2 separate regions of the Homo sapiens genome follow, and region 2 is linked to region 1. Evidence: chromatin loops called from intact Hi-C (ENCODE). Cell type or tissue: pancreas. All regions are shown on one strand. Links, peaks and the distances in the headings refer to the core of each region. The heading gives the core; the rest is flanking DNA.

Region 1 (6,389 bases), core at 1,627-5,626:
GTTGTTTCACCGTTGGCCTCTTGGCCTCGAAGGGCAGCGCGCGCCCCGCCTGCAGTCCCCCGGGCCGCGCGGCTGGAAAGGCCTCTCTGAAGGGGGCGTTCCGCTCTGCCCACTGCGACTCCGGCCATTGTCCTCATTCGCCCCGCACGGGGACTGAGGAGGGGGCTTTTTAAGTAGTTCCCCGGGAACAAAGGGGACTCAGGCGCCGGGCTTCATTACGGGCTCGTTGGCCACACCAGCGGCCCCGCCTCTCGCCACAGCCTCGGCCACAACCAGCCCCAGCCAGTGGCTCAAGGCCGCCGCCGCCGCCAGCTTGCTGGCTCCTCCCGGCCCTCCCCCTCCTGCCCCCTCCGTCCCCTCCCCTCCAGCCCCGGGCCCCCGCTGCGCCCACGCCCCGCCGGACCGCTCCCGCCTGCCAGGTAAAAGCAGAGCGCCGGGATCCACCCGGCCCCGGGCCGCTCCAGACCTGCCCCACGCCCTGGCGTGTCCCTTTCCCGGTGGGGACCCTCTAGCGGCCTGAGTTTGAGAGAAGATCTAAGCTAAGCCGCCACAGCGAGGGACCACATTGAGAAGATCGGAGCCTGCCTGGCCGTTGTGAGCCTCCTCTCCTGCGGCTGAACAGACCTAACTGACTACAGCCAGGAGTGGGTCATTCGAGGGTCAGGAGAGGTTTTAGACGTAAAATACACACGTGGGTGACCTCAAACATACTCTCTGAGCCTCTTGTTGAACAAAATGGAGCTAGGCAGTTTGGGGTTCTTTGTTTGTTTGTTTTTACATGGAGTCTCACTCTGTCACCCAGGCTGGAGTGCAGTGGTGCAATCTCGGCTCACTGCAACCTCCGTCTCCCAGGTTCAAGTGATTCTCCTGCCTCAGCCTCCCAAGTAGCTGGGATTACAGGCACGCGCCTCCACGCCTGGCTAATTTTTGTATTTTTAGTAGAGAAAGGGGGTTTCGCCATGTTGGCCAGGCTGGTCTCGAACTGCTGACCTCAGGTGATCCGCCTGCCTCAGCCTCCCAAAGAGCTGGGATTACAGGAGTGAGCCACCACGTGGAGCTAGGCAGTTTTAAGAGTGATCAATAATGTATGAGACACGCTCCTTTCTAGTAGGTGCTGCTTAAATCATAATTAGTGTCATTGTCGCATGGAACCTACAGCATCCAACGTAAGAGGCTTTGAAAAGTGCTTCTGGGCCGGACAAGGTGGCTTCCCCCTGTAATCCCAGCAACTCTTGGGGCTGAAGTGGGAGGATTGCTTGAGGCCAGGAGTTCAAGCACAGTCTGGGAAACGTGGCAAGAGCTCATCTCTAAAAAATAAAATCAATTAGCCAGGCATGGTGATGCCCACCTGTAGTCTTAGCGACTCAGGGGGCTGAGACACGAGAATTGCTTGAGCCCAGGAGTTTAAGCCTCCAGGGAGCTGTGATCACAGCACGGTACTCTAGCCTGGGCAACAAAAGAGACCCAGTCTCTTTTAAAAATTTAAAAATAAAATAAGAATGAAAGTGCTCTGAAGTGATGAGGACCGCAATGGAGCGTCAACAGCAGGCTAGGAAATCATAGCACGTGCTCCTCCACTGAGAGAAACCTCCTCCGTGCGCCCCCTGCTCCTGCCTAAGCTCCTCTGCAGAAGGACCTTCAAAGCCTGGGGCAAGCTCCCCCGCAGGTGCTGCACAATGATAAATCCTGATGCATAAGAGCCCCAGACAAGGCTAATGGGCCACGCGTGGGAAGCCAGGAGGTAATTGAATGGAGAGATTTCCCTGGGTGGCTGGGAGGGCTGCTCCACGCTGAACCATGCCAAGCTCCACTGCTCACAGAGGATCTGGCCAGCGCCCGCAGGAAGTGGGTGAAAGAACATTCACTGGTAGAAAAGAGTGCAGCCTCCCAGGGGAGCTTCCCATAGGGCCAAAGAGCTCGCACTCCAGCTCCTCGGTGGCACCCCGGATTAGTTGAAAGGCTGCCCTCATTGGTGCCCGCCCAGAGGACTCCTGATACATCAGATGAGGCCTGGGCAGGCAGGTGGGAAGCACAAACCCACAGGCAGCTGAGAACAGATACAAATCCTCTCCTCCATCCAAACAGAAGACCATTTGTTCCTTCTCCGTTGGGGTGGGCACTGAGGAAGGCAGTTTGTTGCAGAGTGGAGCAGACAGCAAGCTGACTGCTGTCCCCAGATTGCCGCCCACACCTAACCAGGACTAGCCCTGGGAGCAAGGAGGGAAAATGTAGGACAGTGACCAACGGTGGCCCTGCGGATGGGTGAGCACACTCCTACTCCTTCACACAGCTCATACCAGGCACCAGATCCCAGTGATGCTGTGTCATCCACAGCACACCAGCGGTTACACCTGAGGTTCCCAAAGAAGTAATGGATTTGGCATTTTCTTTTTTTCTTTCTTTTTTCTTTTTTTTTTTTGAGACAGAGTCTCACTTTTGTTGCCCAGGCTGGAGTGCAATGGGACGATCTTGGCTCACAGTAACCTCTGCCTCCTGGGTTTAAGTGATTCTCCTGCCTCAGGCTCCCGAGTGGCTGGGATTACAGGCATGCGTCACCATGCCCAGCTAATTTTGTATTTTTAGTAGAGACGGGGTTTCTCCATGTTGGTCAAGCTGGTCTTGAACTCCTGACTTCTGGTGATCCACCCGCCTTGGCCTCCCAAAATGCTGGGATTACAGGCATGAGCCACCGCACCTGGCCGGATTTGGCATTTTCTTTTCTTTTTCTTTTTTTTTTTTTTTTTTTTTGAGACAGAGTCTTGCTCTGTTGCCCAGGCTGGAGTGCAGTGGTGCCATCTCGGCTCACTGCAAGCTCCGCCTCCCGGGTTCACGCCATTCTCCTGCCTCAGCCTCCCAAGTAGCTGGGACTACAGGCGCCCGCCACCACGCCCGGCTAATTTTTTGTATTTTTAGTAGAGACGGGGTTTCACCGTGTTAGCCAGGATGGTCTCGATCTCCTGACCTCGTGATCCGCCCGCCTCGGCCTCCCAAAGTGCCGGGATCACAGGCGGGAGCCGCCCGCCCGGCCGGATTTGGCATTTTCAAAGCACACTATCGTTTTCTTGCTGGATTGATGTCTGGCAAGCTTGCCTGATAACTGGCCTGGGTGTACTTCCTTCTTTGATTTGTATATATTTTAATCTTTTATTTACATGTCCTGCCTATTTTTTTCATAGTGACCGTGAATTAACTGGAACAGTTTTTTTAATTCTTAAAAAAAGAAACAGAACCCATTGAATAGTCTTAGAACTTAGATCTACCAGTGAGAGAAACTGCTAGTTGAGACTAAAATAGAGCTTTAAACTACCAAGAGATGTAGAGGCCCGGGGCGCTTGTGGGCAAGCACGTGTCAGCATGGGGAGGAAGAGGCACAGCCGCAGCCCAGGACCCATGCTGATGCCCTCACCACTTCCATCCTCTCAGATAAGATCATTTCACTCCTGAGAGAGGATCTTCCTTCTCCTAAAGCCTCCTAAACCTCACGGCCCACACCCAGTCTCTCCGACGTGAAGGGACGCTGTCCTAGGGGCGCCGGGGAGCCCAGTGCAGTCTTCCTGAGGCAAATGTGCCGCACAAGGTTTTCCCCATCTGGGATCGGGGAGCAACTGAAGGCCTGGCTGCTGGAATGCTCCTGAAACACATTAGGTGAGCAGGCCTCAGGCAAGGAGGGATGAGGCCCAGGACCGATGACGCAATCTTGGCCTCCGCTAGAGGGCTGGCTTGGGAAGGAGGTGGAAAGCTTCCATAATGAGATTCCCAGCCCGGCTCAGTCAAGCAGAGGCAGTGACTTTAGCCAAGGGCCTTGCTCTGGATGGAGCAGAATCCTACGGGCTGCTCTTGGAAGAACTGGTTTAATCTAGAGCAACACGGTCTCAAAATAAGGGTATTTGTGTACGGGAGGGATGCTTTGGGGGAGAGGAGAGAATATGTAAATATTTTTTGGTGGTGGTTTTAAAAGTCTGGGGAGAAATCTGCTAAATGAAAAACTTAACATACATTTAATATTCACGTGCATTGCATATAATAAAACAGTCCATTTTAAGTCTAAAGTTTTGCTTTTTAAAAACTCTGTGAAAGCTTCAAAATGAATTTTGTTCAACCTCCTCTCTTAACTCGACACTTAAATATTAACTGAACTGTTTCTGAACTCCGATTTTGAACTAGTTAAAAATCTTATTTCATTAGACATTTCTGAAGCCCATAAGATTTCTCCCCAGTGGGGTATGGCCCGCCTGCCCATTGCAGATGAACCAGTACGCTGGCATGTGAGCGGCCTCCACAGCTCATATGCGGCATGTATATAAAACCAGTGTTTAAGTCAACATCACTTTATTTTTTAAATGCTGGTTTTCAGTCTAATTCACAATTTTTTGGAAACTATAATATACTTGATGCTTTTACAGGCTCTCAACATTGATAATACTTGAATCATTGTGGGTGACCTTGGGCTTCTGGAGCTTTAAGGAACAAAGTTAAGTGACACATCCCGTTACAGAAAAAGGTATATTCTGTATATCCTATATTCTATATAACTATGGACTAGTCACCCTCCTTATTCTGATTAGCATTCAAAAGCATCACCACAATACCTCTCATACTCTTTTGACGCGGCATAGCACTGGATATATCTGTTCTGTTTCATTGTTGGACCTTTAGCAAACACTTACTGATTTCCTCCAACGTGCCACGTTCTGTGCTTTCTGTTCTTGAAGCCACATTCAGTAGAAGATACAAACATGGAACAAATAAAGATGGTATTATGTTGTTAAGTGTTAAATTAAAGAAATAAACAGAGAGCAAAAAGGAGGAAGGTACAAACTCTGCCCAGAAGAGGGAAGAGAAAGTAGGGAAGGCTTCCCTAAGGAGGAAGCATTGGGAATGGCTCCTTGCTTTTAGGGACCCTGTCTGGGACTGTAACCACAGCTTCCTGAATGGTCTCCAGCTCCCACACTTCAAGCAAGAGGATAAGTAAAGTTCTAACAGTGTGCTGGGGGACAGCCCTTACCACCACCACAGCCCGCCAGCCCACCCCCGCCAGGCCTGGAGCTCTTCAGCAGGAGTGGGGAATAGCCATTCTGATTAAAAGTGACAGCCAGACCTCTGCAAGATGTCAACAAGGACCCTCCAACAACTAGTAATAAAGGAACACATTCATTTACTAAGCACTGACATTTTGAAGGGTAAATTCTGGTGAACGACACCCACTCATCCCTCTGACTCCTACTCTTAGCTAATGACCCTGACAGTCAAGTTGCTTTTGTACCTGCTGTTCCTTCTGCCTAGAGCACCTTCCTCCTCTTTAAGGACAGGCAATATAGACACCAATTCATCCAGGAAGCCCTCCTGATAACCCCCAACTAAGGGAACGTCGACATCCACCACTTCATTCATTCAGCTAAAGCTTACTGAGCACACACCATGTGGCAGACACGAGGGACACAGTGGTGAACAAAACAGACAAAATATACTGCCCTCGCGGAGCTTATATTCTAGTGCATGGAAATGAACAATAAGCAAAATAAACAAGGGAAACACATAGTGTATTAAGATAGAGGAGAATCGGTGGGGGCGGCCCACCCTGGCAGGAAAGTATATTGATAACAGAATTTAGAATTGCTGGTGTGCGGGGCTCATAAAGAGCAAACCCACTTTGAGTTTATTTCACGATTATTTTCAAATTCTCTACAGATGACGCACCTCCTTAGGTCCTGCTCCCAGTCACCATTGAATCAGAATGCCACTGGATTAAAGAGTGACAGGTCAAAGGGAGGAAGCAGAGCAAGGATGGAGAAGGAGGAATGGGTGTTGAACGGGCTGCAATTTTAAATAGGATGGTTAGGGAGGGAGCCGTCACTAAGGTGACAACGTGAGTAAAGATCTTGGAGGGAGGCCGGGCGCGGTGGTTCACACCTGTAATCCCAGCGCTTAGGGAGGCCGAGGCGGGCGGATCACGAGGTCAGGAGATCAAGACCATCCTGGCCAACATGGTGAAACCCCGTCTCTACTGAAAATACAAAAAAAATGAGCTGGGTATGGTGGCTGGTGCGTGTAGTCCCAGCTACTCGGGAGGCTGAGGCAGGAGAATGACGTGAACCTGGGAGGCAGAGCTTGCAGTGAGCAGAGATTGCACCACTGCGCTCCAGCCTGGGCGACAGAGCGAGACTCCGTCTCAAAAAAAAAAGGTCTTGGAGGGAAAGAGTTCCAAGCAGAAGAAACAGTAAGTGCAAACATTGTGAGGCAGGAGAGAGTAAGCACAGAGGAGAGCAGTGAGAGAACCAGAGAGAACAGGGACATGGACCACATGGTCCTTTGGAATGAATGTGGCTGACAGAGTGAGACGGGAGGGAAAAGATGGGATCTGACTTACTTTTTGAAAGGATTACTCTGGA
Region 2 (6,389 bases), core at 1,525-5,524, 140 kb before region 1:
AAGTGATGCAAAAAATGTCAGTAATCAGTCATCACACAGGTGCGTGTGTGTGTATGAAAATTGAAGCTAGGCTGGGCGCGATGGCTCACACCTGTAATCCCAGCACTTTGGGAGGCTGAGGCGGGTGAATCGCTTGAGGTCAGGAGTTCAAGATCAGCCTGGCCAACATGGTAAAACCCTGTTTCTACTAAAAATACAAAAATTTGCCAGGCTGGTGGCAGGCACCTGTAATCCTAGCTACTCGGGAGGCAGGAGGATCACTGGAACTCGGGAGGCAGATGTTGCAATGAGCCGAGAACGAGCCATTGCACTCCAGCTTGGGCAACAAGAGTGAGAAAAAAAGAAGGAAGGAAGGGAGGAAGGGAGGGAAGGAAGAAAGATAAAATTGAAGCTAAAGCATACTTAATTGTGTTTGAGCAAACTTTGACATCACTTCAAATTATAAGAAACACTATGGGATATTGAAAATGTAGGCTAGGAATCTTTAAGATCCTCTTTGGCTTTAGTTATGACATAAAAGCACCTTGGCTGCCATCTTTGAAGTATGGTTGAAAGGTTGGTGTTTTTCTTTTTCCCCTCATTTGAAAAATTTAAGTAACTGAAGACGTAATTTTGTAGACTCTACTCCAAAAGAGCCATCAATAAACAATTCACGGGATGTCCACATGCCAGTGATGTTACAAGCTGCTCTTGACTGTTTATGGATGTGTGATTTAACTCCTGAATTAGAATGGAAGTAAATTGAGTCATAGATTATTATTGAAGGAAGTTTGCACTTGCATCTCTAAAAATTAGTATTTAAAGACAAGTGTCTCATAAGTTTGTTCCAGCTGGAGTTCCCATTCCCTAAGTTTGTCTAACAACTTAATTTTCATTTCACTTGGGAGTCTACTTTAGTCCTTTGCACATATTTGATATAAATGAAGATCTAATAGCAAACACTTTTTGCTTGGCTAATAGGCACATAAAGGCAGTTCTCCTTGCCAGACTATCCAGTTTGGGGCTTTGCTGAGAAAACTCACAAACAAAGCTCAGTAAAGCTCAGGGCTCCCCAGACTGCCTAGAGTTCTGTTCATCTTTTTCCTACCTCCTCCCAACACCAAACTTACTGAGCACCTACTGTGTGTTGTGTCTGTGGAAAGACGAATGAGACACTGGGCTGTCACAAGTGTCTCCGGAATTTGAGTGTAAATAATTAAAATAAAATAGGGGCCTTCTGAGGTGATTCAAGCAAAACAAGTGCTTCTTCTTTAAAAGGCTGAGGATTCCAGGTGGCTAGTAGGCAGTGTAGTTGGAGAACTAGAGGATAGGTTAGAAGAGGCTCCAGGGCTGGGTGTGATTGAAAGAGGGTGGGCAGAGCCATGCCAGGTCTGACTGGTTTCATGTGCTAATGAGTCACAGTCACCAATCAGTCTTCATCCAGGAAAAGCTGCCTCTTTAAATCCCCTGGAGGGGACCAGGTGGAGCCAGGAGAACCTGACCTGGAGATGGGCCCTGCTCCAACCCACTGTGACCTTGGCAATGTCACTCGCCCTCATTTAAAAATGGGAGCGTGGGATCATATGGTTCCTCCAGCTTGAGACCAGAGTCCTCTGAACTGCTGTCCCTGGATGCCTGCCCCTTGAATGGGGGTCAGGCTGTGCATACATTGTGAACTATGGAACCATTTATGCCAGATACTGCAGTTAGAAGCTGAGGCTTATGTTCATGAGTCACAGGCATATATGTTCTGTCCCAAGACACAGAACCCCTTTAAGCCTCTACCATTTATCCACCCGTGTCCCCAGTCTCTGCCCAGTCCTGAGTCCTACCTCTTTTGTCTCCTCCCTGACTGGTTCATGTTTTAATCATTCATTCAGTGAACACCTTTAGCACCTACTGTATACTAGGCCCTATATTGGGTACCAAGCCCTATTCCTGAACCCAGTCTGGGGTGAAGTTTCTAAGTGGAGAGGGAGAAAGAAAAGGCAGGCAGGGGTCCCAGAGACTGTGCCATTCCATGCGGTCAGGTCTGTCCAGGAATATGACATTCAGCTACCACCCTAAAGACAGCTCTCCAGGCCGGGTGCAGTGGCTCACACCTGTAATCCCAGTACTTTGGGAGGCCGAAGCAGGCAAATCACTTGAGTCCAGGAGTTCTAGACGAACCTGGGCAACATGGGGAAACTCCATCTCTACAAAAATACAAAAAAATGAGCAATTAGCTGGGCCTGGTGGCACGCACCTGTATTCCCAGCTACTCGGGAGGCTGAGGTGGGCAGATTGCTTGAGCCCAGGCTGCAGTGAGCCAAGATCGCGCCACTGCACTCTAGCCTGGGTGACAGAGCGAGGCCCTGTCTCAAAACACAAAAGAGACAGCTCTCCAGCTCTGGAGATAGGAAGGCCCTATTCCACTATGTGTGGATCCCTCTGCAGCTGCCACCCACTTTCTGGATTTTCTCCAGATTTCCTAGAGTGAGGAAGGAGGGGAGTTTCTGTGCAGGAGTGCCCTGTCACGTCTCAGCTTCAGTCTTTTGAAATTAAATTTGTGATTCCTCACCCCTTACATCTCCCCCTGGCCTGGCTCACAGGAGTGCCCTCCCTTCCCTGTCCAGGTAAAACATCTTCAGCCACTCTGGCCACCTTATACTCAAGTACATTTGGGTGCATGGGGCCCTCTGAGGAGGCAAATGACCTCTGGAGTGGAAGGGCCAGTGTGATCAGGACAAGTGGAGGCGGCACTGGCTGACCCGCTGAGGACTGAAACCACAGCAGAAAGCTGCACTGGGACGGGGAGAAGGTTTGGGGTGTGTTGGAGGGAGGCCCCTGGCAGACTCAGACAGTAGCTGAGTGATCTGGGCTTCAGGATTCAGGTTTACCTGACAGCGACAGGTAACCTGTTCTCTGCACCTCCAAGCACCTCCTGCCCCTCACTATGGCTCTCTGTACTTGCTATGAACTGGGAGAGGCAGTTCTGGAATCTAACCCATGCTCCAGGGAGGTAAGGCGAGCTCTCCGGGCCACTGACAGAGCAAGCCAGGCCCTCACTTCTGCTGGAGTGAGGCGCTCCCGCCATCCCCGGCCTGTCCTGGAGAGTGATGCCTCCCTCTGGGGTGCTGGCCTTTGCCTTCAGTCCTTGGGGAGGCCACATCTTACCCACATTTTTCTTTGACCTGAAGACTGTTCATGTCCATAATTAAGGGGGTGATGAAGGCAGGGAAAGGCAAAGTGGAACAGGGATCCCAGAGCGTCCCAAAGCTGTTACAACCTCTGAACAAAAGAAGAAGAAAGTTATCTCTGAGCTAGGGTGAGGAGAATTGGTCAAAGGTTAAAGGCAGAGATGAATTAAGGTGAGTGTGTAGCAGTGGGTGTGGAGAGAATGAGACTGATTTACAGTCTTTTGAGGGCAAAAAGTTAGAATCTTTTCTGTCTTCAAAGCCTGATCCCAGGGCTCAGCCTGAGTATCTCTCTCTCTCTCTCTCCACCTCCCTCTCCACCCCCCACCCCATACTCCTTTCTCTCCTTCTCCATTTGCCAAGCTTCTCAGGACCTGGCATTTACTTCTGCCAAGCTGTAGGTCTTCCTCCCCACTCCAGGAATTTCACAAATAAATCCCTGAGAACAGAGCCTGCCTCACAACAAACAGCACATGGGTTTCTGCTCAGCCTCTGTGGCCTTGGACCAGCTTCTGGGAAAGAGCCCCTGCCTGGCTACAGGCGCAAACACAGCCCTGCCTTTCACAAACATTCAGTGGTGAGAAGCAGTAGGGAGGAACCCCAAGCCCCCAGGTGAAGGAGCTGCGCCCAGGCACGCACGGTAAGATCAGGCTGTGCCGGGGCCACGGCTGCCCCCGGCTGAGCTGGGATCCAAGGCACAAGGCTTCTCCCTCAGGGGACTAGCCACTCAACTCAGCGACGTTGATAAAGTTATTTTAGCCTCCCTAGACTTCCCTTTCCCTGTTTTTACATAGATCAGAGGTTTATGCTGCTTAATTCACAAAGAAACTACAAAGAAAAAAACTGATTTGTTTTGAAGCATTCTGTCTTCCTGAGAGGAACGCAGGTTCTAGCAAACTCCTTGAACAGACACGGATACATATGGACACACATTCATGATGTATTGACCTGTCCACACACTCACACTGCCCCATTCATGGGTTCAGCTGCAGCTCTCCAGGTATAGGGACATTGGTGCACTGCAGTGTCCCCTGCTGTGTGGTGCTTGGAGCAAAGCTAATGCTCAATAAATATCCACCGAATGAGTGTACTTGACAGTATGTGTGGGCATCCTCTCCTTATGCCAGTCACTGTGCTCGGGGTTGGGGGACAGCCCTGCCCGCTAGTTGCTCACAGTCCAGGAGGGAGACTTGCACGTACACTCACACAGCCAATGTAGAGTATTAATGGGCACCAGGACAGAAAAGAAAGGGGAGGTCAGAGCAGCTCAGAGTGGGGAGATCCCGGCTCTGTCCCATGGTTTGGGGGTTTGGGGGACACCTGGGGAGGATGTCAAGGGGAAATACCTCAGAGCACTGAAGGAAGAGGGAGATGAGGTGGCTGCAGATGTCTTCCAGCAGAGGGAAAGCATGTTCCAAAGCCCTGAAGTGACACAGTAGAGTCAGGAGACCAGGAACTGCTTCTGGTGGCTGGACCGTAAAGAAGGAGGCAGCATAGTGAGACCCCATCTCTATAATCAAATAAAAATAGCCAGGCATAGTGGCACATGCTTCCCACTAGTCCCAGCTATCCAGGAGGCTGAGGCGGGAAGATCATTTGAGCCCAGGAGTTCAAGGCTGCAGTGAGCTAGGATCGTCCCCCTGCACGCCAGCCTGGGTGACAGAGCAAGACTTTGCCTCTAAAAATAGTGGGAAGGGCTAGGCGGTGAGTTGTGGGGCCGCAGGCTGGGTGAGGAGTGCTGAGTCTGCAGACGGTGCGTGCCTACTTTCAACAATCGCTATCCTTCCCTCCAGCATTCCTCTTAGACTCTTAAAATGTGCAGCTTGAGTATCTTTTATCCTAAATGCTTGGGACCAGAAGTGTTGTGGATTTCACATTTTTTCAGAATTTGGAATATCTGCATTATGCTTACAGTTGATTATTCCTAATTCAAAAATCAGAAATCCAAAATGTTCCAATGATATTTCCTTTGAGAGTTATGTTGGTGCTCAGAATGTTTTAGATTTTGGAGCATTTCAGATTTGAAATTTTTGGATTCAGGATACTCAACCTGTCATAGTTTTACTTTTCTCTCTGCTGATTGAGAAACTATATATGCATAGAAGAGCTTACAGCCCTCTCCCAGCAACTCAGAGACAACCCACTTCTGACGTCAGTCTTCACACTGGGGTGCATCAGTTGGAAAGCATTACTTAGGTGACCATAAAATTTATTATGTAACTGGTTCACTTTAGGGAGTGAAAGGGGTTATTACCAATAATTAAACCCTGGGGAAAAAAACAAGAACCAGGACTATTCTGGGCAAACCAGGATATATGATCACTCTAGGTAAAGATATTGGGTTGAGGCCGGGCACAGTTGGCTCATGCCTGTAATCCCAGCACTTTCGGAGGCTGAGGCAGGAGGATCACTTGAGCCCAGGTGTTCAAGAACAGCCTGGGCAACATGGTAAAACCCCATCTCCACAAAAAAATACAAAGATTAGCCGAGTGTAGTGGTGTGCGCCTATAGTCCCAGCTACTGGAGAAGCTGAGGCAGGAGAATTGCTTGACCCCAGGAGGTTAAGGCCGCAGTGAGCCATGATCATGCCACTGCATTCTAGCCTGGGCAACAGAGAAAGACCCTATCTCAAAAAAATAAAATAAAATGAAAAGATTTGGGGTTTCCATGAAAGGATTGTATAGAGGTAAGTGGTGTCATCAGATTCACATTATTGGAATTGAGCTACCCCCTCTCACCCTAACTTCTTCATAGAACAGTGAGTGTAAGAGGACAGGATGGTTTGGATGGTCTCTTGAGGCTCTTCCCAGCTTCAGCCTCTTCTATAAATCTCTGTTTGGTAGGCATTTGAACGGCGAAAAGGGTTGAATAAAATGTAACCTCAAGGAAGTTTTGGGGGCAAACTGCAATTTAACCTAAACCGTGAAGATGCATACCAATATCCTGTGTTTTTAGCTGAAACCCTATAAAAGTGCCCAAGAAAAACATTCCCAAGGAACCTCTGCTCATCCACCCAACCAGGAAGGGAAAGGCGATGCCCGTGAAAACATTCCATTGAAATTAAAGCCCTGCTGCCAGTCAGCCTCTCCCACAAGTCCTAGCCCTCCCTTCATCTCTTCCTCCCTCCTCCCTTTCCTCCTCCTGACTCCAAGAGCAAGCAGGTAGGAGATTGGGTCGGTAAACGCATGTGAGCATTCAGTAGTTTAGTTAGTGCCATCATTTCAACTCCTGCAG

What was found. Hi-C counts contacts between places; a loop is a spot of excess contacts. Peaks named below come from ENCODE experiments on the same cell type or tissue, not always from the same donor. Only the 100,000 strongest peaks of a DNase experiment are listed, where the experiment ranks them.
Region 2: a loop joins it to region 1, with 2.4 times the contacts of the local background. A loop is called at or near these places in 14 of 110 quality-filtered maps.

The regions. Positions count from the first base shown.
Region 1 is chr3:194,296,887-194,303,275 of GRCh38, forward strand. LINC00887 (long intergenic non-protein coding RNA 887) reads right to left here. Exons shown (of 3, transcript NR_024480.1): 3 at 4,313-6,389. Among named protein-coding and RNA genes, the nearest start is that of LINC00887, 13 kb to the right of the region's middle. In pancreas, for the core only: no CTCF peak of the experiment used is centred there; a DNase peak (open chromatin) is centred at 3,635; H3K27ac peaks cover 336 bases.
Region 2 is chr3:194,157,647-194,164,035 of GRCh38, forward strand. LOC107986172 (a long non-coding RNA gene) reads right to left here and starts at 4,639. Exons shown (of 3, transcript XR_001741081.2): 1 at 4,502-4,639; 2 at 3,136-3,249; 3 at 2,149-2,174. RefSeq lists an enhancer at 3,338-4,269. In pancreas, for the core only: no CTCF peak of the experiment used is centred there; a DNase peak (open chromatin) is centred at 3,731; H3K27ac peaks cover 3,071 bases.